2 separate regions of the Homo sapiens genome follow, and region 1 is linked to region 2. A link is an interaction called in ENCODE POLR2A ChIA-PET data of the cell type or tissue named here. Cell type or tissue: endothelial cell of umbilical vein. All regions are shown on one strand. Links, peaks and the distances in the headings refer to the core of each region. The heading gives the core; the rest is flanking DNA.

Region 1 (12,469 bases), core at 3,599-7,598, 55 kb after region 2:
CAGTGATGCTGTTAAACAAGACCCTAGAAAGAGCCTAGATATACCTAGGCCCCATTTGCAGATCATTTTAACAGGATGTTCTTGTTTCCTTTTCCCACGAAAATCAATAACAGGATGACCTTCAATTTGAAATTCAAACCAATTAATTACCTGTTCTGTTGAAAATGCTGATAACTGATTTGCCTGGAGAATTTCAATTATGAATAGATAATTTCTTTTAAAGAGACCCTTCAAAAAATATAGACAGGCATTTTAAACCTCATCTTATACAATATAAATAATGTTTTCTTGAAGCAGGTATAAAATATTGGCCTTGCATGAATTAGTAGGGGGAAGTTTTCCCCCTTGTGGTCCATCTCCTCCTTGTGACATCATAATCAATTGCTTGGTAAATTATAGCAATCCCACAAAGATTCAGGGCCAAGAATCTACCGCTTTAAGGTGAGACGAAAAGCTTTTTATAGTTGAATTCGGCTTTTCATCTACATCAATTACTTACACAAATCATGGGATTATTTTCAGAATTCAGAAATCTTTTATTATTTTAAAATCCTTATGCTTCTACCTTTATTTAAATTATTTGACTATTTTTTTGTTTTGCCCACACAGGTGATTTTTCTTTAAATGTGGGTCATAAGGAGAAAAGCTATACATCAAAACTATCAGCACCAGAAATATATTTACTAAACTTTTTTTCTAATCACAGGGGAAAAAATGAAGAATTTGGTTGATCCCAGTGGGGAATTCCCAAGATGAATGATCACATGCAATGAAACTATTATCTTCATCCATTAAAATATTATCTAAAACAGAGGTTTCTATCTGGCAGCCAGAGGGCTGAATGTAGCCTGCAGATGAGTTTTGTTTAGACCACACAGTTTTTAAAATATTTGAATAGGTTGCCAAGATTTCAAAATCAGGAGATTTCACATAAAAATCTGGATTTTTGGCTCATCATTATAAAGCAGCAGCAGTGGATCTGGCAAACTGGGCGTGCATTCCCACCTGGTAACAATCGGCTGGAACCAAGGAGCAGCTACCTCACTGTGGTTGAGACATGAGCTTTCTGGTCCACCACAGTTCCCACTAGACTCACTCTACTTGTTTTAATTTTTGTTACCTCCACATGGCCCTTTTAGACAACTACTACTCCTTAAAATGTCATACTACTCTAGAGTTTCTGGGAAAAAAAGAAGAGGGTGTTCTCAGAACAGAGATTTAAAAATACATATTTCACAAGTTTACAGAATATAAGACAATGGGAAGCAAGTTTCATTTCAATGAAACATTCGTGCAAACCAAAGGAAACTCATTTTCATAATTAAATGTTTTTTAAAATAGTAAATCCAGAACTGATGACCCAGCCTTACAGAGTGGTTCAACAATCTTTACATTGGTTTTCAATCAGCCACCTATTTCTCTGAAGCCCAAAATAGATGCTCATGTCAAAGCATTACTCAGATTTTGTTCCTTCACATGTTAACACTTCCACACTTCCTTTCTAGAGCTATCATGTACTTAAGTGAAAATGTACTGTAATATGAAAATAGGATATGTCTTCAAGGTATATTTTAAAAGTCAACATTTAAGATGCATGACTATTATCACAGCAAATATTCATCTTTACTGACTCCACATGTATGCCACCATCTGACATTTATACTTACATTAAATAGACATTATTATGGGTTCAAATGACCCAAAAAGTCATGGCATATTTCTTTACAAATGATTATTACCTAAAAGCAGATGTCTATGACACAGTCACCATGCACTTCTTTATATCTACTTTTTTTTTACATGAAAGCAATTGCAAGGAGAATATCTTTTACATTTCATTATTCCCAATCAATCACAACGACACAGCATTTCTACCTATTAATGGATTTTAAAAACCAATTAAAAATACCCTATTTAGCAGAGGGAAGCAACGGCCTTCTCATTTCATCCAACTATATTAAAAACAGGCTATCTCTGACGTATTACTACAGTACAGAAATGCTTACGTATCATGCAAACTGTAGTACGTAGGCTATGACCAGTCATATGCCAACTAATTTGGATCAACTATACTATAGTGTTTTTACATTATGTTTCATCATTGCACCACATGCTTGAAAGATTAGTTTTTAAGGTGTTTCCTTCCGAAAGGAAGCATTTTTCTTCCATTTTTACCTAAAGAATGTAATCCCTGAACATATGCCAAATTTACTTCACAATCGGACTTTAATCCCCAAATTCTCTTGATTCTTAGCAACTTGCACAACTTTAAGTAAACAGTTCACAAAATCATAATGATCATACTGTAGCATTCCTTAACTCCTAGGTGAATAGAAAAAAAGAAAATACCGTAAACATGAACTCCATAAAGGCAGTCTTAGGTAGGCCTGAATGACAGTGTATTTCTTATGGGAAACATTTTTCCTTAATTTCCATTATGATTGAAATGTGAGCAATTAGAAATAGACACCTGGAACTCAGTTGTTAATTTATCTCTCCGCACCCCTTTCACACTTTTCTTCAAACCATTTCTTACGATGCATCTGAAAGATATGATCTTATAGGATGACCTGCATATAAAGGGCACTGAACCAGTGTTCACATTACTTTCTTTAAAATGCCTTGTTGTAATCCAAGACTAAACTTACTTTCTTTCTTTTTTAAGTATATAGCTTTAGGGAAAAAAAATGGAAATTTCTCAACTAATTACTGAGTAAAATCATTTAAAAAACAAAAATTAAAACAAACATTCTAAGGAAAGTATATACTTCATTACATTCATGTTAATTTGCCTTTTATACCATCTTAGAAAGAGAATTTTATGAAATACACAATTCCCTACCATGATGTGATGACCAAAGCTTTAAGCTGGTCTCCTCAGGTTCACATCATGGCAGCTGACTGCAAATATGTAAAGCAGTTCTGGAAGACTCACAATTCACAAATTTTTGTTTCTACTTAATTGTTTTAAGATGAAAAATAAAGTGTGAGATAATGGATGTTTTAGTTAATCTGTGTTTTATGGAGAGAAAAGTATTACTGTCACTTAACTCCTTCTATTAATCACTCTATTAAGCCTACTTTGAGAAAAGAGTATCTCAAAGTAGGCTTATATTGAAGCTCATTTTCGGCATTCTGCAGTTGTAAAAAAAATTTAAAAGATCAAAAGTACAGGACTGCTGGCACATACAGGAACAGTGATTATCAGAATACTCAGAAGGTAAGCAGCAGTTGGTTTATTAAGAAATTATTTAAAATAACTGTTTACACAAGTTAAAACAACCAACTTCTCACTTTTACTAAAAGGATGTTTTCAATATAATGAACACCCAAGCTTTTCTGGTCATGAGAAAACCTGGAATATATTATACACGCATGAATGTGGCCCGGGATGCAGGATATGGGATGTGCTTCCTATCAACAGATTAACACTTCATTTTCATTACTCTAATCTCACCACAGGCTGTGAACACTCTCTTTTTCTTATTTGAACAACAATGGTACATGAAAAACCAGGCTGACAGGCAGGCAGGGTTCATTAAGTGCACAAGGCCCTTATTCCCATAACACATCTCACCTGTATGAGGCCAGCTTTCCGGCTGCCCGGCTGGCTACTGAAACAAGCTCTCCCAGATGTTGGAGTTTGAATTCTTCTTATCCCTTCCTACTTACATTATAATAGATGACAAAAATAAAGTAAAAATGAAAAAACTCCTCTCCACAATGAAGAGTATTTAGTCATGATAGGACTGGTAACATATTTTAAGCTCCATTCAGTCCCATGATTACTTTCCAAAGTTGTCCAAGAGAACAAACAAAAGTTGCTAGAAAGGGAAATAATGAGACATCTGAAATTTGAGTCAGAGAGACTCATCCTGGTGTCTCTATCCTAGCGCAATTCTAATTTATCTGAAGTAAGCTGTAGTCTCCCACTTGCTGAAAATGGCAGTTCACAAAATAAGAAACCATCATGCTATTTTCCAATGAATGACACTGAGTTTCACCAAAAAGCTATAGTCAAGAAAGGAAAAAGGCTATATAGATAGCATAGTATAAGGAATAATTACAACAAGATTCTTAGGATGGAGAATGCCTCTTTGGGGAAAGCCACCCACAGGCTCACTGCCTCTGAGGAAGTCATTAGCAAATCCTCAACATACATAGAATTAAGTCACCTAATTGTCACCAGCCAACCAATGGAGCAGGCATACACTTTCTGCATGTCTACGCATTACATATAAATGCACTACCATAATGTGGCAATATGGGATTTTTAGTACTTTCAAGACAGTAAGTCCTTCCACAAAGTTTACAGCCAGACTTTGGTTTTGGTTCTTTCTGGTACTCTAATATTTATACCTAAAAAAGAAAGAATAAAAGAAAAGCAATATTAAACAGCAGCTAACTCGCTGACTCCAAGTTAGGTTCTGGCATGAGGTCAACAATGAGAATGTTTGCAGGCATTCTCACTCAGGGACACTCTCATGAATATGCTCAGTGTATAATTACTCCCCATATCTTGCCGGTGACATCCCAGCCATGTCCACTGACCTCCAGCACTGGCAGAGGGCGCAGTAGTGGGCAGCTTTCTTAATCTATGCCTGATCAGGTGTCCCAAATAGCCACCCTAATGATTTAAATCAATGAAATTCTTCTTGATTTAAATGTTAATGGAAAGGGAAAAAAATTATTAAAATCCTCTAATGGAGATTCTCATTTTAATATTAGTTTTGTTATTATTTTAAGCCAGCTGAAAGCAATTACTTGTTGTCATGTAAAACGTTCACTAACCTGTTATCTTCCTTTTCAGACACCCAGTTCAGGTACTCCGATCATAAAATGTGAGTTCTGAAGAACTGTCTAGAGAACCAATAGCCACTAAAAGACACCTTAATAAAGTTGAAAAATTCATGACAGTCTCAAAAAAGCACAGCAGGTAACAATATTGAAAGCTATGTCTTTCCCATACAGAATATGTTTCAGTCTTGTCAATTTTAACAATCTGTATGCCTTGTGAGACAATGGGTTAAAATTTATTAAATACAAAACAAGAGTGAATCCTCCTCATGTGTTATGTATACTGCATGCTTTAAATTTTAATTTCATAATACCATCCATTAATACTGGTCCTACCATCATTTCAAGTCCTTTTTTAAATGTTTCTGTTAACTCTTACTAGCTGCAGTTTGTCTGAAAGAATCATCCCTTCAACCTACTGCACTGCCCTTGGTATCTTTTCCTTCTTGTAGGGAAATAAGCTCGTGTAGAAGTCTAACTGCACAAAATAATAAGTCCAAGAATTAGGTTTTTAAAAGAAGAAAAAAGGAAAGCAAAATCTCTCTTCAACTAAGTACTTTCTTATACAGGCTAAGGATCAAATTGAGCTGCCTTTCAGCACCTCTGAATGATAAGCCAGGGCCCCTGGTTACACGTTTTTATCATGCCCTTACTCAAAGAACCCTTCTACAGCAACACTCGAGACAGTCCTGTCAGCACTCACAGAGGACCACACCTGAGGGTGGCACCTCTCTCTCATGCCTCTGCCAGAATGATGTATTGGCAAAAGGGTATTTATTCAATTACTGCTACGTTTCAGGTGCATTTCAATTCTCTTCTATTAAGGCAAAAAGGGCCAGTGAAAGTAAGGAGGAATTCAGAATGAGAGAGATGAGAAGAAAAGAGAATAAAGTGAGAAAGAAATTACCTCTATGAGAAAGGAAATAGGAACAGAATAACCTTGTATTTAGGTCATTAAGTAAATTTCTGCCAACCAAATATGAATGAGATTTATAAATCAACACCACTCAATGACACATAAACCCTAAAGACAGTAGCGAAATAACATTACAGTTCAAAAGCATTGAGTAAATAAGACGTCAGATATGCTCAAGAGAATCAGTTGTTTCAATGAGTAACTTCCTACTGTTCAAGATTATTTTCATTTTCTTTACAGAGAGAAATGAAAAACTGATGGGCTTAATTAAAGAAAAACAAAAGGATATTATTTTGTTGTTAAAGGATCAATTCTTTTTTTTAATCGGAATGATGATTAATAAGTTGAGAATTTGGTTCCTAAACTAGCCAATTTGAGTAATGTGTTGTTTTTCCACAAGCATTTCCATTAAAGAAAGCTCTATGAATGAAGAAAACATACAGCGATTCCTCTCTTCTCCTGATCTCTGCACTTCGTGGCATGAAATGCTACATACAGCATTTGAACAGAATGACACTGCACACTGTCTCCACCCAAATGAACTCCAGTCATAAATTTTTCACCTGAGGGTTTGAATGTACACTGTGAAATCTGCGAGGCTTCCTACAGGGAACGCACAAATTAAAAAATAATCAATACTTTTATTTTTCCTATTCGTTAAACTTTCTTTAAACCTGGGGAGAAAGATGGCAGTACAGGTCAGGCTCAATGAGGAGGAAATGTGGGGACCCTGGATGTCATGGCCCCAGACATCATTTCTGGGATGCCATCTGCACATTTTAAAACTTCTTAGACCTTGAGCTGCTTAGCAGATTTTTTTCATCTTATTTTTCCTGCATCTTTACCAGTTTTTCTTATAGGAAAACATTCCCTCTATTACCCAATGTTTTGTTTCTATGTGAGGATATAAAGGCTGTTGTTCCTGAATTATGTCTCTTTTCCTTTGTTTCTCTAAAGCTTAAAAATAGATGTCAGTTTCTTGAAAGGGTCTTTGACTCCCTTTCTCCTGTCTCCAGGGTCCTTACAGTAGATGAAGATCGCCCAGCAAAATGTAGAAGCCAGCTGCTTTTCTGGAAATAAAAAATGGCATCAGCTTTGGCAGACAGTAGTGAGATCCATCACTTCCTAGGACCCCCAAACAATCTTCTGACCAAGGTCTGGAGAAGGGTGGTCACTGAGCAGCACCATAAACAGACCACAAAAGCGTACCACCAAAGGTACAAGAGGATTTTCAAATGGCGAATTATTTCTACACGCATAACAAACCAGGCTCCAAACCTACCGTGAAAGGAAATCTTGGAACATTATATTCCATGTTCTTTGGACAATAACAAGCAGGGAATCCCACAGAAAATTTCTCTCACTGAAAAAGTCAACCTACCCGATTCACTCTGTTTTCTCTACAACCACAAAGTTCTCTGACAGCACTCTGGGGGGAAAAAGGAGTTAATTCCTAGATCGATTCAAACACTAAGGTTCAAATTATAGACACAAGCTAAAAACAAATTCCAATTTCTTTTCCTCTTTCCTTTTGATATATGTGCTAATCTAGAGTGCCAAGTTCAGAAAATACCTCTTGGGCTATACAGAATCATTAGCTATTCACGTTTACAAGGAAAATCCTCTCAAAAGCTTTGCAGACAGATGACGGCAGATGCCCAATGCAACTTTTTTTAAGTGAGTGTGTGTAATGCATACAAGGTAGAGAGAGGGAGGCACCAGAATTTGTGTTTTTCATTCAAGTGGATGACGCCAGCTCACTATCTGTAACGGACTGTTCCTTTGGAATCAGCTCCCTGTGTCACAACGACCTGGCAAACTTGAATGCTTTCACTATCACTGGAGTCCTTGCAATCCTGCCTTGGTTGTGACCCATTCACTTCTGCCCCAACTTCTCAGAGATGCCTTACTCAGCATCTAATTAGTCAGGGAGGATTTGCCGTGGCTCTTAACCCTGACATGGGAGTGGGAGGATGTGCTGCTGTGGCAGCCCAAATCTGTCCTGTCACTGCATTAATCAGATTTCCATAAAGCTATGCATGAATAATTGGATTTATCAGTGAATGTGAATATACACTCATAAATATAATTATAAAAAATACCTACAATTATAGATAAGATATCTGCACCTTAGAGGGATTTATTTTTCAACTGCAGTTACTTGGCTCACCTTAGCAAAAGGCTTTACAAATTACACAAACATAATAGACCTGTTTGCAGATGACAGAAAGGTGAGAAAATTAAATAATTTCAAAACGATCACCTACTGTGTTCAAATTCATTTAAATGAATCATGTTGAAAATAAACTCCAAATTTGTGCACAGATTTTTAACATATACAAAATACACACCTGAGAATATGTTTGTGCATGCTTTACTTGCGTTAACGTTTACATGTACATAGAATACCATATATATAAACTGTTACTTTCCCACTGCATTACAAATGAGACGGTATCTCTTATGTGAAGTCTGCATGTTATCCATAGACCTTCAAAGTTTAGGACAAACCAAGCACCTGTCTCTATGCTACAATTTGTATCTTAACAAATACAAATACCCAAATATTCCTACTTTAGTGTTACATTATCAGACAATATACTGAGAATTATATTTGAATATATGTCTATTGTTAAAAATAAAACATATTACCACTCAAATTAAGAGGGGCCTAAATTGGAGGTCGTAGCCTAGTAATTCAACAGGCTAAAACTGCATGCCTCTTAATATAAATATTTATTTTAGCATTAAGACCACAAGTTTAGTCAATTTAATCCTTTTTTAGTAAGACAAGATCATCCAAACATACTAACTGTAAGGAAGGGAGTAAAAAATGGAGAAAACTGCAGAAAGCAAGCTAGGGATGGATGATGCCTGGCAATGAAAGTCGTTTTCAAAGACCATTAACTATCAGCTGCTTTACTCAGGGCTTTGATTAAATAAGAATATACATCCTATGTAAAAAGGGATGTCTATTTGAGTGGGACAGAGTTTAGAATAAAAATGCGTTGTATGAACTATAAAGAAGACCCAAACCACAATGTACAACTAGGCGTCTGACTTGTAATACTATATATATATATGCCTTTTAAATGACTAGTGAATAAATACTCAAAAAAATTGGGGGGGGGGACAAAAACATTTTCATTTAAAAATATAGATTCCAGAAACTGAGATTGTTGGCCTATATGAATAGAAAAAAAAGATTTCTTGAGGAAAATTCATATTGAGCACTGTTTTAAATGGATTCTAGCAATGTTATTATACATTTCTTATATTTTATTTATCATTTCTCTGAAAGGTGCTAGATTTTTATATTAGTAAGAAAGTTTGCTTTTACTCTGTCATATCTCTGGTGAGCAGACGCTCTGGTATTAATGTAAATCGTTGATTTAATTTTTAGCTTTCTTGGTTTGCCCCTCACCTATCTAAAAAATGATTTCTCTGGTGATAACTAACACATCATGCTAATGAGAGAATCTAATGCACAATAGAAAAATGTCACTACTAATAATATTTGCATGAAGTTAAATAAAGCAACTGTAAGAGAATGTCAGACAGTTGTTCTTTAATAAGACACAGTTTCACAATGAAATTATGTTGTTAATTTTGTTACATCATCGGGTGAATCCTAAATTACTACATAATGATGCAGAGAGTCATTTATAATCCTAACTTAGTATTTCACTCAAGTATGAAAAAAGACCTTATTAAGGGATCTACATTTTATTTGAAACAGGTTAAATATACCTCACCAATAATAAAAGGTAAATGTCTCTAGTAACACATTAAATGTGGGCTATAGCTATATACCTTTATGGTTTCCTTTCTAAAAAGATTTTTAAATAGACTGGACTATTACATCCCTTGAGATAGCTACAAGAATTTTATTTACTATTCTCTCAAATGCACAAAATATTTATACAAATAGAAGAATTGCCTCCTCAAGTGTGATTAAAAAAAAAACTTTGAAAAGCAAGCCTCATTTTTTGCTTTTAACAGTACCTTGTGAAACTAAAATAGGCAAAATAAGGTTCTTTCTCCACCTGTCACTGATCAAACTGATCCAAAGAAGAACTCCCTTTACACAAGTGTCATACCCTTTAATGTTCTCAAATACTCAGCTATATACATAGAAATAATTTGAGAAAATCATACTTGAGTATAGAAGAAAAAATGTACAGGCACAGGAAAATGTAGTCAAATAGACTTCACTTGAACTTTAGGGGCACATACTTCATCCCACTAAATCTAAATTGGCTTCAGATTGTGATTATTTGTTACTATTAGACAGAATGAAAGATGTACATTTAAGCAGATCCAACTTTGCTCATATGAAACAAAAGACAAAGATTTTTGTATCCCTACTTCCTAGTTTACTAATAGAACACATAAAACTAGATTATTAAATTTCAGTATTCATGGACATTTCCCACAATTTTCTCTATAGTTAAATACTGATGGTAAATTATCTGTAACTCAGTTTTGAAACCTTTTATAGCAGCCCTACTAGTCAGAGTTTTCAAACGTCTAAATAAATAATCAGGAAAATATTAGTTTTTATACTATTAAAGAAAACTTTAAAAAAAATAACCCAATAAATTTTATTCATTTCATAAGCTAAGTAAATTTTACTTAGAAATAAAATAATCATAATCTAGAGAAACCTCTTTATGCCTCAGCAATGAGATGTACAGAATTCTACATATTTGATTAAACTGGACAAACTTTTACCTGTAACAAAAACTAGCGTAACTGTATATATTGAAAGTAATACTCGTTTAAATGGCTGGCTTCAAGAGATATCAGAGATATAATTTCAATAAGTCTCTCTCTCTCACACACACACACACACACACACACACACACACGTGCTGAATCAGCATTGCTGATGAACTACAGGTAAGAAAAACAAACATATTAAATATGAACAGCACACATACTTTCACTCACATAGTTTGAACTTAAGTTATGTAATATTTATACAAACTAAAATGTCATCTTGAAGAGAAAAAAAATGCAAGCTCATATCCTCTTTTACATGCTTTCCAAAAATGCACAAGAGGTAAACATTCAGTGACCATGACAGAAAAAGGTGGGTTGGGGGGATAGGAGTGATTGCTAACTACATCAAAACCAAAAAAAAAAGAAAACATATTTAAAACTGTGATTTCTCTCCTTTTGTTGTACTACTCTATTTCATAAATAGCATAATATTATACAGTTTTAATAGCATCCATTAAGCATAAATTAGTTCCCTATATTTCTATTCTCTCCATATAATCACTGATGCTCACCATTACACATATATGCACACACAGGTACACACAAAATATCCACACAGTCAGACAGCTGGATCAAAGACATCATAAATTGTCCTAATTCTGACCCATCATTTATATTACTTTATTTGTTTTTTAGTTAAAATGTTTTCCATGACAAAATCTCCTTAGATTCAAATCTACTTGGAAATGGGCTAGTGCCAAATAAGCAATCTAACACCATCTATGTGGTTCAATAGCCATTTATCAATTGATCATTATCTCTATCTGGTTTTATTAACTCTTTTCTAGCTAGAGGGAGACGTAAGCCAATCTTCCCTTCTAACACACACACACACACGCACACACACACACACGACCTCCACTAACTCAAGGAAAACCCTGAAGGTGACATCTAGTTTTAAAAGTGAAGCACAAGTTATTTGGTACTAAGGTTAGCGAAAACACTGCATTCCAACACGCGAGAGCCACCCAGGCAGGGATGCGTCGCGGAAAACACCTCTCACAGCGCTCTGCAGTGACAAGGAGCATCTCTGTGTGGAAATGAACTTTTCACTTGAAAGAATGGGAAATTGCACATGAAGAGTTACTTATTGGGTTGATGTTGATTGCATTTAAATCCCAGCTTACTGTATCAGCAGTAATCAGGGTCCCTCTACAGGATATGTCAAAATATACCTTATTCAAATGCATTTATCCTATTTAGAATTGTGTGCTAAAACTGTTCTCTAGCTAAATGCTACAAAACCCTGGTTGTAGGTATTATCGCTTGCAAATGTATTTCTAAACTTGTAGTAGTTTATAGCCTGGCAAATTGTTTTTTTTTTATTATCAACAACTTTAAATATCTAACTCAAAGTATTTAATTTTCGTGAACTCTTACAAACAAAAGCTTTTTAAAAAAAAAAAAAAAAAAAGCAGTTGCAGTATTTTTTTCCTCTTGAGTGGCACAACATTTCTTAATAACCGCCGTCAACTTAAAATCCAAGTATATTTGTCAATAGTACTTTCGTGCTGTGTGGATGATAATATCAAACTAACTTGCTTTGTGTGTGGATGATAATATCAAACTAACTTGCTTTGTGTGGGTTTGGTGTAGGCTTTGGAAAAGCAAGACGTGTCTAGGAGGGAGGCACCAGGGAACTTCCCTCCCTCACTTGAGCACAATCCAAGATGAAAGTTTCTGGGTTGTGTCCCCTTCGCTTCCTCTCACCCTCGCTCCCCCGCGGAGCCAAGGAGCCAGCAATTGTGCAAGAGGAGACCGGCGCACAGGGCGCGTATCACGGAGCGCATGGTACGAGCCGCCGGCTCCGGTGATTAATTATCAGTAACCGATGGCCTCGCGCTACCACGTCGGCTTTCCCAGCAGAGCCAGCAAGCCGAACGCCTCCAGCGCGGCCGGGACGGAGGAGCGGCTCTGGGGAAGACGCCGAGGCTGCGCCCGAGTGAGTGCGCCGGCGGGCCGGCGGGCGGG
Region 2 (12,469 bases), core at 5,414-9,413:
TAAACTCTAGGAGAACTGTTTTATCCATATAATGGAATAATGTGCAGACTCTTAAAGATGATAGAAGGCTGTTCATAATATCAGACATACAAATACACAAATGCATCAATGACATTACATCATATCAATATTATATATCATACTATGATGTCACCTGAAGCATAATTTGTGGGGGCTACTTGGGATACATAGGTGTGTTGATCTTAGGGCAGGCCAGTTAGGGTTACAGATGATGTTCCTGCTTTTTGTAATCTCTGATTTTCTAAAATTCTTATGTTTAATATATGTAATAATACACTTTTAAAGGAATCAACCCCCTAAGTAGAATAAACAGAAGTTCAATAATAGACCGGAATTTCGGGACAAGAGAAGGGATGGCATCCATAGCACTCAGAGGTAGAAGGAGATCCTAATTTACTAATTTGCAAGGGAATGGGGACATCTCTACATTGCAATAAAACTGTGCAGCAATTTAGAAATTCTCCAAATCAGTAATACATGTAGAATGAGTGAAAATTTTCATTGTTAAACTATTTAGACATTTACAAAAATTTTCATATGTGTGCCATTAAGTGTTTTTGCAGTAATCTCAAAACATGGAAACAGCTATAAGGCTGGAGAATTTGGAGTCAGGGGGAGTACTGTAAGGGAGAGGGGGAAAAAAGAAAACAAAACTTTAAACAGCCCAGTATATTTTAGTCAATGTTCCTAAATGTCACTGTGAAACAAAGCCACTTCAGTTTCTACTACCTGAAACTAAAACACACATTACCCTGGTCAAATGCTTGGGTAAATGCTTGTTTTCACCGTGAATAGTCCCCATATTGTTCAGCATATCACCTCCTGGATTCCTTAATATTTTTTTTCCCATCAAATGGTCTAAGCCACAATTAGAGGGAACAGTTCCAATGTCAAATTCTTAACAATTCTCTTATCCTTCCAAATTCTGGGAAAGATCATAGGTCTTATAAGCATGTGCCCAGCCCTTTTCCTCCCCAGCATCAATAAACAACTTGGTCTGTCTCTTAAGGAAAGACTGTACTTTGCCTCACAGCTAATTTACCAACTATCCCAGAACAGACAATCCAGCTACCAAATAACCAGTGCTCTCTTTACCCAGATGTTGAAGGCACTCTTTCTTATGCCCACACCCCCCACCCAACTTTTTTCTCTTACACTCTTTTCCCTCTAAAAAGCAATGGCTGAAGGACACATTAGATTTTAAGGTGACAGTTTACATTGTCTTAAAATCATCAACTAGGATCAGAAAAATACATTACGCCGATACACAAACCATTGATCATCGCAACTGTCTCTTTTTTTGAATGTGATTAAACTTAAGCATGAATTCATTTGAGAGCTAGGTCCTAGAACAGTGGCTAACTTAAGAGAGGTACTCAATAAATATTTGCTGAATGGCTGAATGGATGGATAGATGGACAGGTGTGGGTAAATGGCAGATGGATGGCGGGGGGGGGCATGTGAATGCACACACGTGCACTGACTTAATGCAGAGGGCCCTGACAATAGTATTACAGTCAAATTCTATTGTACCGCCATGTAAAAGGGCTCTCCGTTTCATCGTGCCCTTCTGCAATTTCAGGACCCCTGTTCACTGGCAACCACGCTGCTTCTCAAAATCCCAAGCTTGCGGCGGGCACAGTGGCTCACGCGTAATCACAGCACTTTGGGGGGCCGAGGTGGGCAGATCAGGAGGTCAGGAGATTGAGACCATCCTGGCCAACATGGTGAAACCCCATCTCTACTAAAAACACAAAAATTAGCTGTGTGTGGTGGTGCATGCCTGTAATCCCAGCTACTCGGGAGGCTGAGGCAGGAGAATCGCTTGAACCCAGGAGGCGGAAATTGAAGTTAGCCGAGATTGCACCACTGCACTCCAGCCCGGTGACAGAGCGAGACTCCGTCTCAAAAAAAAAAAAAAAAAAATTACCAAGCTTGTTTCTGCATCAGGGTCTTTGTCATTGTTGTTCTCTCTGCTAGAATATTCTTCCCTTGATCTGTGCAGGGCTTGCTCTCTCATTTTATTCAGTTCTCTGCTCAACTGTCATCTCCTCAGCGTTGCTTTTCTTGGCCACACGATGTAAAATAACAGGCTCCTCTCTAGCCTCACTTCCCATCCCCTTATTCTCTGCTTTTTTCTTCATAGCCCTTATTATACTCCCTATCTTATATGTTCTTTACTATTTGTCTTCTCCACTAGAATATAATCTCCAAGGGGAAAGGACTTTGTTACACTGTACCTCCAGCAACCAAATAGATGCCTGAAACAGAATTATATGTTCAGTTAATATCTGTATTCAGCCAAATTATTCCCTGCAAAATATTTTACAAATCTAACATCTCACCCCCAAATAAGTTTTACTCACACTAGGGACCCCATAATTAGTTGTTCTCCAATTGTACTATTTACTAGCACTTTGCATCCCTTGCCCACAATGTCTTGGACTTCCCCTTGAAAATTACACATCTTTGGGGCCGGGCGCGGTGGCTCAAGCCTGTAATCCCAGCACTTCGGGAGGCCGAGTCGGGCGGATCACCTGAGGTTGGCAGTTCAAGACCAGCCTGTCCAACATGGAGAAACTCTGTCTCTACTAAAAATACAAAATTAACCAGGCGTGGTGGCACACGCCTGTAATCCCAGCTACTAGGGAGGCTGAGGAAGGAGAATAGCTTGAACCTGGGAGGCAGAAGTTGCAGTGAGCTGAGATCGTGCCACTGCACTCCAGACTGGGCCATAAGAGCGAAAGTCCATCTCAAAAAAAAAAAAAAAATACATACCACTTTGTATTAGTTCCTTGTTTATGTGTGCACCTCCTACTCTTTAGCAGAACATAAGCTGCCTAAGGTATCCAATAGCACGGACTATAATTAGCCTTCACAAACAAAGCCAAACTTTATTGGATAGCAGAAAAAGAGAAAGGACAAAAAGGGGGAAAAACTAAGTTTCCACAGAATGTGCCAGCCAATATGACTGCTATACAATAGGCCCTCTGTATCTGTGGGTTCTGCATCCATGAATTCAACCAACTGCAGATTGAAAATACTCAGGAAAAAAAAATAACAACACAACAATAAAAATAATAGTAATTTAAAAATCAATACAGTATACCAATTATTTACATAGTATTTACATTTTATATTATACTATGTATTGTAAGTAATATAGAGATGATTTCAAGTGTACGGGAGGATGGACATAGATTATATGCATAGTAATGCCATTTATAAGGAACTAAACCGTCCTCAAATTTTGGTATTTGAGGGAGGTCCTGGAACCAATTCTCTACAGATACTGAAGGATGACTGTAGATGATCTAACTTAATCCTAAATATTCTAAAGTGTATATACCATTATTCCCATTTTAAATGTAAGGAAACTGAGGCTCAAGAAAAGCAATTAACCTTCCCAACGTCATGTGGTAAAATTGATTTTACAACCTAGGGGTTCCTTTCTTCATTCCTAGAGAGAAAGAAGGTGTGAGCCCTTACCTCATTCCTGTATCATCAGAAGAACAGATGTAATGGGTAATATACTCATCTTCTAACAAAAAAACCCTAGGTTTTAAGTCTTACTATAGCTAGTCCTTATTAACTGTTTGAACTTACTTGGATAAACCACATAAACTCTCTCAACCAGTTTCCTCATTTATAAAACAGCATGTACCACCTGCCCTTACTAAATCACAAGTTTACTTGGAGACTGACTTCAATAGTATATGGGGAAGTGATCAGTATACTATATAGCTGTATGTTAGTTCCCCAGAGATGAAAACAAAGCTAAGGTATGTATTATAGAAGACTCTGGAGTCCTCTGTCTCATAATTTCCGAGGCCATTAAAGTTTAGTGTTATCAGTTTCCTCTCTGCACTCAGGGATTCCCTCCATCAGAGTTCCAATATATTAATATTTCTATTGCTTTGGAGACTCCTATTAAGCAGGCATGAACATCTAATGATCTTATTTTCATGTCTATTTCTAAAGACTACATGTGTTGTGTGTGTGTGATTTGTTGTGAGAACATTCCTGAACTTAAAAACATCAATAAAATTAATTTCTTAAGATGTTTTTAATGTCCATGTAAATACACATAAGAAAAATTATTTTGTAAATGTCTACTACAGAGTTAAATAATAACAGAGGTTTTTAAAAATAAAACCAAACCATTTAATGCATAAAACTAATCTGAAATTATTTAACTCAACTACTTAGACAACTCCTTAGCATCAAAGACAAGTGACAGAGCAGGTCTAAGCTTTAAGTGTGTAGAAAACCACACTAACAATTGTCTTTAAACCACTAGTTATTTCGAACAGCTGCCAACATGTTTCCCTAGAAAAACAGATTGGGATTTAGGACCTTAAAAGTGATACCAGTTTGGTTAACCATTCAAAAGGAAATTTCTACTCAAGCTGTTAAACTCCCAATATTTCTCCTTCAGAGGGGAAAACATTCACATATTAGTTCATGAGTCTACTTTGTGTACTCAGAATAGATATTCTGGTCCTCTAAATGGTAGATGATGTGATGCTACATATTTAAAACATTCTAGAGCATATGGCTCAAAAAAGTAAACACAACAAACCTATGAAGTGTACAACAGGGCAAGGTCTCATTCTACTCTACACTAATTACACCACATCGCCAATACTTTATTTAAATTCTAGGAGTCATACCTTAAAATAAATACTGATTACAATGAGGCATGGTCAGAGGTAATTGGCCAGATTTTAACTCATCACAAGAGAAAATACCCGGGCTGAGCGTAGTGGCTCATGTCTGTAATTCCAGCACTTTGGGAGACCAAGGCAGGTGCATCACCTGAGGTCAAGAGTTCAAGGCCAGCCTGGCCAATATGGTGAAACCTCGTCTCCACTAAACATACAAAAATTAGCTGAACATGGTGGTGCATGCCTGTAGTCTCAGCTACTCAGGAGGCTGAGGCAGGAGAATCATTTAAACCCAGGAGGTGGAGGTTGCAGTGAGCTGAGATCAGGCCACTGCACTCCAGCCTGGGTGACAGAGTGAGACTGTCTCAAAAAATAAAATAAAACAAGAGAAAATATCCTACCTAAAACAGAAAAAGGAATGAATATTTGATGGCATAAAATCAGGGAGACTTTCTACTGCTTCCTTCTCTAGAAACACCATTCTTAAAAGGTTACTAAATCAATGTGTTTTTATTATAATTTTAAACAAATGCTTTTAAAGTTGCTATTACCTGCAGTAAGTGCCTTAAACAGTAGTAGCAATAGAAAAAGGAAAGCTTATGATCTGCCCTCAAGGAGGTTACAGTCTATTCTGGTTATACCCTTTCTGATTATCTCATCTGCTTCACTATACAGCCAAGTGATTTCATCAATAACATCCCTAACACCTCCCCTACTCGCTCGCTCAATTCCAGTGATCCATAGGCACTCCACTCTGTTTACTCTTTTTTTTTTTTTTTTGGAGACGGAGTCTTGCCCTGTTGCCCAGGCTAGAGTGCAGTGGCGCAATCCCGGCTCACTGCAACCTCCACCTCCCGGGTTCAAGCCATTCTCCTGCCTCAGCCGCCCGAGTAGCTGGGCTGATTACAGGCGCCCGCCACCGTCCCTGGCTAATTTTTGTATTTTTAGTAGAGACAGGGTTTCACCATCTTGGGGCTCGTCTCAAACTCCTAACCTCATGATCCACTGGCCTCAGCCTCCCAAAGTGCTGGGATTACAGGCGTGAGCTACCATGCCTGGCCCACTCTGTTTTCAAACTAATACAAATATGAGTTCTTTCTAATTTACCAAGAAGGTTATGTATTCCAGCTCTGTGATTCTGGACTATACTATAAAAAGAAGGGACTGAACTTCATGATCTCTAATATTATGATATTCTTGGTACTAATATTCTAGTTCTTAGAATATTTGCTCTAAAATTATGTATTTCTGTAACTGCATTCCGGTGACTTTACACAGGTAAAAAACACAAAAGAGCATTTCAAAAATCTCAGAAAGAGTAATAATGTCCAATAGCGTCAATTCAAATGTGCCTGCTGGGATATCTAATCCACTGAACAAAATTTTAAAGAGTCAGGTGTGAATATTATTTCCTTACTTAATAAGAAAGAAAAAAATCTGAAAGCAGACACATGAAAACAGATTTTTCCAAATAAATTTTTGCCTTAATAAGTAATTTCCTCATTGAATAAATGTACTGTTAAACCTATAGAAACTTGCCTAGAGTCTACCTATAAAGTCTTGCTATATTAAATGTGTGGTCCAAAACAAGGGAGGAGGTAAGCCCCTGGCAAGAAAAGGGCTAACCCAACTAACGTGCCATTATTATTAGAGATTAGTTATGAAAACTTAACCCTCCATTGATCCTCGATTCCACCTTTATCCTGCTTCTCGAAATAATAGGCCTTTATTCCTCCTGTTTCCCAATGTAAAGGGAAATACCACGACAAAAAAATGACACTCTGGACTTGTGACATCAGTATTCATTTCATCTCAAACACTGAATTTGATAGGGAATGCTCCACGTTATTGATTTCCTAAACATACTTCAGAGTCCCAAGGTTGTCCCTCCTTTCCACGCCAGTCCTTCCCTGGCTGGCATCTACATATTTTGTTGCTCAGAGGCATGCTAAATCTTCCCTAATGCTGCACTTTGCCCAGAATGTCTGACTCTCACTACCCCTCCCAACCACAAGTTCATGGGTCCAGAACTTTCCTATCCAGAGAAATTCCACTACAATTGCATCCAACCATGGTCTTGACTCATAAGCCTATACCAAGTTTTTGCTCAAGGCCTCTCTCCTTTTAGCTGAGACTGTCTGGGGACACTGAAGAGAATTTCTGGCCTTGTAGGAAGCAACTACAACTTCAGGGTTTCTATGCGGTAAAAATTCCTGTAAACTGCCTGTATCCTAATCTGGTCTGGTGTTGGGTAGGATGCTCATCAATGACAGATTCATAAAAATGAAAGGAAAATAAAAGTAGGGGCAATAAGGGTATTCAGGAAAAAAACAAAAACAAAAAAAACAAAAAAAAACAAAAACAAAAAAAAACAGGGGATCTACAAGAGACCCAATAAGGAGAAGGTTTTGTTGTCCTCAGCTGAAAACGCTGTTCTGCTCTGGAATAAACTCTCAGAATTCATGTCCACGTGAAATGTGAGCACCAGAATGCTTCACCTATACCATAAGCATTGTGCTGATGCTGCCTACACCCTGCCTATTCTTAGATTCAGAATATAGTGAATCTTAAATTCAGAATAGGCAGGTTATAGGCAGCATTAGCACAATGCTTCATGGCAGAAGCAGGGAAGTGCCTTAGATATCACAGCAACTATCCTAAACTAGACCTGTAACTTCTTTATAAATTAAGGAAGTACCTTAGAAATCATAGCAACTTTCAGCCGGGTGCAGTGGCTCACGCCTGTAATCCCAGCACTTTGGAAGTCCAAGACGGGTGGATCACCTGAGGTCAGGAGTTTGAGACCAGCCTGAAAAACAAGGTGAAATCCTGTTTCTACTAAAAATAGAAAAAATTAGCCAGGCATGGTGGTGCATGCCTGTAATCCCAGCTACTCCAGAGGCTGAGGCAGGAGAACTGCTTGAACCTAGGAGGTGGAGGTTGCAGTAAGCTAAGACCGTGCCACTGTACTCCAGCCTGGGCAATAAGAGTGAACCTCTGTCTCAAAAAAAAAAAAAAAAAGAGAGAGAGAGAGAGAAAGAGAGAAAAGAAAGGAAAGAAAGGAAAGAAAAGAAAGAAAGAAAGAAAGAAAGAAAGAAAGAAAGAAAGAAAGAAAGAAAGAAAGAGAGAGAGAGAAATCACAGCAAATTTCCTAAACTAGACCTGTAAATTCTTTGAGGTTGAGCAGTTCTTACCATCTTATTTTACCATTTGACACTATTTTATGCTACTAAGCATGAAAGTGTGTTTAATATTTGACTAGCATCATGAATTTATAGTCAAGACTGATTCAGAGATATGAAAATGCATAATGCAAGTTAATTTTCTAATCAGAACAAAATTTATTTCCTCTGAAACCAAGCCCTGGAACTGCACGGATCTAGGCACTCTGGAGTTAGTATCATTACAAACATGATCCTTACTAAGTAGGCATTTCATTTCTTAAAAATTATAATCCTAAACGATCTGTAAACAAATACTTCCTACCTGTTGAACCTCTCCTAGTAAATCATCTGTAACTAATTGAAAAAAACACATATTTCCATGATTAGTTTTTCAGTCATACTTGCAATAAGGACTTCCAGGATTAAAAATATTAAAGAAACTATCTTTAAAATTTTATCTGGTAAATTATCCCCATTTTTTTCCTTGTGCCATTTCAATGCAGATATTTATTTGTTAAAACACAGTAATTTTAATAACTACTTCATTGACAACTACTTTCAATGAGTTATTTCTTGTATAAAATTTGAATTCATATTTCAATAAATAGGAGATCATGTGGGTTTTTTAGAATATTTTTCCCATAAAATACATTTTTTTTTCTATGAAGAGCTACCTTCTAACATACTTTCCTCCAGAGCTATAGTTTGCCAGAGGGCATCTCTATCTATCTGATTTTGGTCTCATCTTCAGTTCTCTGTTTTCTTCACTCTGGTAATGTTGGCATTCCCTTGATCTCTGCTATGTCCGCTGCAAATGTTCTCTCCTATAACTCTATATAGAAATTTTATTTGGTTTTTCTCAACATCATGAATCCTCCAATAAAGCAGGTAGGTGGCATTAAAGATATTTAACGTGCTTCATTAAAAGAGAGAAACAACAGCTTAAAAACACACGCACAGAAAGGTTACCGACCAACACTATCAATTCTCTAAATGCTACAATGCAACTGACAACACAGTAAACAACATCTAAGCTATCTTGGCAATTAAGTAAAAACATCTTTCAAGAAACCACAGGTCAGCTTTCATTACTGAGACTCACTGGGTGATTCTGGAGCTAAACACTTCAACACACATCCAGCAGACCTGTTTTCCTAGTTTAAACATGGTATCTAAACAGCAAATATATCTGTTTTGCCGCCCATCTGAAATGTAGTCTACACTAATCTATACAAAGCCAGATGCACACACGTTTTGAAGCAATATATTCTTAACAAATTTTTCATGTTTTGAGGAAGTGCTAATTCACTTAAATGTAGTTAGCATTATTCAACCTGAACATTTTGTTTGCCTGACATATTTTGATTTTTTTTCTGCTTCAGTCTACAGTTAAAAAATTCACAGATAAATTCAAATAGTTATGAACTAGTACCAGAGTGATATTACACTCTGAAAAAATTTAAAACCAATAAAGAACACTGTAGGCTTCCTATTTCCACTAAAAAGCTAAATACTAATTTCAGAAAAGCACACATCACTCAGATACACATACACACACACACACACACACACACACACGCACACACGCACACACGCCGATGTTATAAAAGTACTGTCACTAGAATACATGTTTTGGTTGTTTATCCAAATGGTAATGAGATGTGATGATCTACCTTCTTTAGCCAAGTCCTCTTTTGTAATAATAGCATCCATTTATTTAACAGCTAACCAAAATTTGGAGTGCTGTCTATGTTTATTCAAGGAGTTTTTCCTTTTGCAAATTTAACCGGCCTATACAAGAATAAAATCCACAATCAAGCTCTTGTTAGTTCCATGATCTCCTCAACTGAGATTAGGTGGTAAAAACAACTAAAGCATTGTTACTGACAAGATAATCAACATTGTAGTTAATTGAAAATTAACAGTGGGACTCTCCACTTAGTGCCAAATGTAGTAATTTGAGGTGGTCATCCTTAACAGTCCAAGAAAGTCGATTTCCAATTATCAGAAAGTGAGGATTATCTGAGCAAATAATACTTTCAACTTCTTCTTGACATAATTAAATTAAATGAGATAGCCTTTTGACAGCATTTTCTTTCTAGCATAAATTATTTAGATATAATCAAACAAGAAATGTTTTGAAACCAAAACATTTACCACATTTGTAATATGAAAGTTAAGAAAGGTATAGTTCAAGTTTATATACAGAAAAAAATATAGCATATGTTTTGAGGACCTACTATGTATGGGGCACTATGCTGGATACAAGGATATACAAAGATCAACACAACTTTATTCTTGCCCTCAAGGAGAGCATCTTTTAGGTGGGCTTACCTATTCTCCACTCTATTTGCACCCCAAAACACTATTCAAGAACTCAACTAAAACTCCATCCCCTTTTTAAATTCTTCCTTGGTTTTCCTGTCCTCTGTGATTCCATGGCACAAAGATTGGCATTTATCACATCAAGCAATTATTAGGTACGTTCCTACTAAGTGCCAGACGCAATGGTAAGTGCTGAGACCTGAAAGATGAACAGGACTAAACCTGTCCTTCGGGAAGATCACATTTAGCGAAGCTCCCATGGAAAGACCAGCTTATTTTTATGCACCTTGTTTTTCTTCTAAAGGAAGGAGACCTCACTGGGAGACCTCACTGTGTTGCCCAGGCTAGTCTGGAAGAGATCCTCCTGCCTCAGCCTCCTGAGCAGCTGAGACTATAGTCACAAACCACTGCACCTAGCTTCTTCTTATGCATCTTTACACTGCCAGCCCCTGGCATACCGCGGGAGCTCGATGTGTTAATTAAGTATCCTATGAAAAGACCTTTAGATGAGAAATCAGAAAACCATTGTGACACTCTGGGCCTCACTTTTTCCACCAAACAATGCAGTCATTGTCATTCTCCGATATGATCTCAGGGTATACCATACATGAGTGAATATTCTGATTTCAAGTGAGAGTGGTAAACATACTTAACAACGTCAGGATGTACTTTAAACAATTTTAAACCCCTCTAAGCTATGATTAGTTCAATGACTAGGCCTATGCTAAAATACCATCTTGAAACATTATTGTAGCCATTATTGTGGAATTTACTTTCTGATTTTGATATATTGAGTTCTTTTCTTGTCTCCCCTTATCCACAGATGTATAATTTGGGTCTGCTGTATTCTTTCAAAGGAAGAATTGGCAGGGTGGTTGCTGTTACCTAGGGTAAGTGTGTAATCTCTTTGACTTTCTCTTGTTGGGCAAACTGCCCAGTGAATATCAATTTTTTTAGAGCTACAAATACGGTTTTAATAGATTCACAGATTTTAAATTATTATAATTCAGAGCACGTCTCTCCCAGGGTGAGCAAATAATTCACAACAATCCATGAGATGCAAAGGAGATGACAATGGATCAATCTGTATGTGAGTAAGTTGACGCAGTGCTTTACTGTTCCTTCTGTCTCTACAGACCCCACCCCCCTCAAGACACACGATTTTCATATGAAAAAAATTGCTTTGGTGTATGAAAGTTTAAATTAGTCATAATACCCACTTTGGGGACTGAGGAAGACTTACTGTAAATCAGCCACTCAGAAACCACATTTGACATATTTTGGTTATAATGTAACTATAAGTTGCATAATATTGTACGTATTGATTGGAGCCTGAGAATATAATGGAAAGCAACTGCCATATATTGAAAGTGACCAACCACAAGATAAAAAATTGTTCCTGAAGAGCCCACTAAGGGAGTAATTTTCCTTATAATCTAAAACTCCTTATCCTCTAGATGGAATATTCTATCACACCCCCAGGTTACATTTTGCCCTAAAGGTGCTAAGGTATGTTAACCTCAAATAATCCAACTATCCAACTCCCTCAGATCAAGAGAAAGTTCTAGCAGAGTAAACTAAATTTTTCCTTTATTGAAACAGTACTGGCTATTGTGAATTGGAGCAAAATAGCAAATGAGATGCACATCTCACTAGACAGCAACTTCCAATTGGTTGAGGATCTTATAACAGTTATAAATTCTTAGTAGAATCAGGCCCTCTGTTGTTTCTCTGTCCTGGTCTTTTACCTTTAAAATACAATAACTTATTGAGGGAATTAAAGTATGTGAGATACTATGTTATGCATTGGCAAGGTGTTCCTTCCATCTACCTGCACAAATAGAGAACTACTTCTTCTCTAACTGCTTAAATTATCATTCCTATAAGCAGTACATATTTCTTTAAACAGAAACAACCAGAAAGAAATCAGATACCACGGAAAAAGAAATGAAGATCAGCTCATCCACTTATAAGAAGCAAAAACGTGTTAGAAACTTGAACTGCAGCTTAGAGTGGACGGTAGGAAACTTTGATGTGGTTTCATCTCCTCTGCATGATACATGATAATAGTTAACCTTATAATTTGTGGACCATGACTCCAATAAAAATATGTAACTACAATTTAAAAACATATAATAATTGTGTAATTCAACTGCTTTTGTTAGAAGTTGGTTTCTGAAACAGATTCTTCTATCAAATAAGTACTGAAAGCATGCATAATGTTTCAATCCCACTGGGTACTATTTTTAGTTTTTCCTTACACTCTTCTCTAAATCTTCACTGATCTATCAT

What was found. ChIA-PET counts read pairs that join two places held together with the same protein. Peaks named below come from ENCODE experiments on the same cell type or tissue, not always from the same donor. Only the 100,000 strongest peaks of a DNase experiment are listed, where the experiment ranks them.
Region 1: POLR2A ChIA-PET joins it to region 2 with 5 read pairs; 2 of 35 experiments call an interaction of 5 or more read pairs at or near these places.

Annotation. Positions count from the first base shown.
Region 1 is chr9:16,714,667-16,727,135 of GRCh38, forward strand. The region is part of intron 3 of BNC2 (basonuclin zinc finger protein 2); the gene reads right to left. BNC2-AS1 (BNC2 antisense RNA 1) reads left to right here and starts at 12,148. Exons shown (of 3, transcript NR_151723.1): 1 at 12,148-12,289; 2 at 12,365-12,440. RefSeq lists an enhancer at 11,731-12,232. In endothelial cell of umbilical vein, for the core only: no CTCF peak of the experiment used is centred there; DNase peaks (open chromatin) are centred at 5,995 and 7,485; H3K27ac peaks cover 2,591 bases.
Region 2 is chr9:16,657,679-16,670,147 of GRCh38, forward strand. All of the region lies in intron 3 of BNC2 (basonuclin zinc finger protein 2), which reads right to left. Among named protein-coding and RNA genes, the nearest start is that of BNC2-AS1, 63 kb to the right of the region's middle. In endothelial cell of umbilical vein, for the core only: no CTCF peak of the experiment used is centred there; no DNase peak of the experiment used is centred there.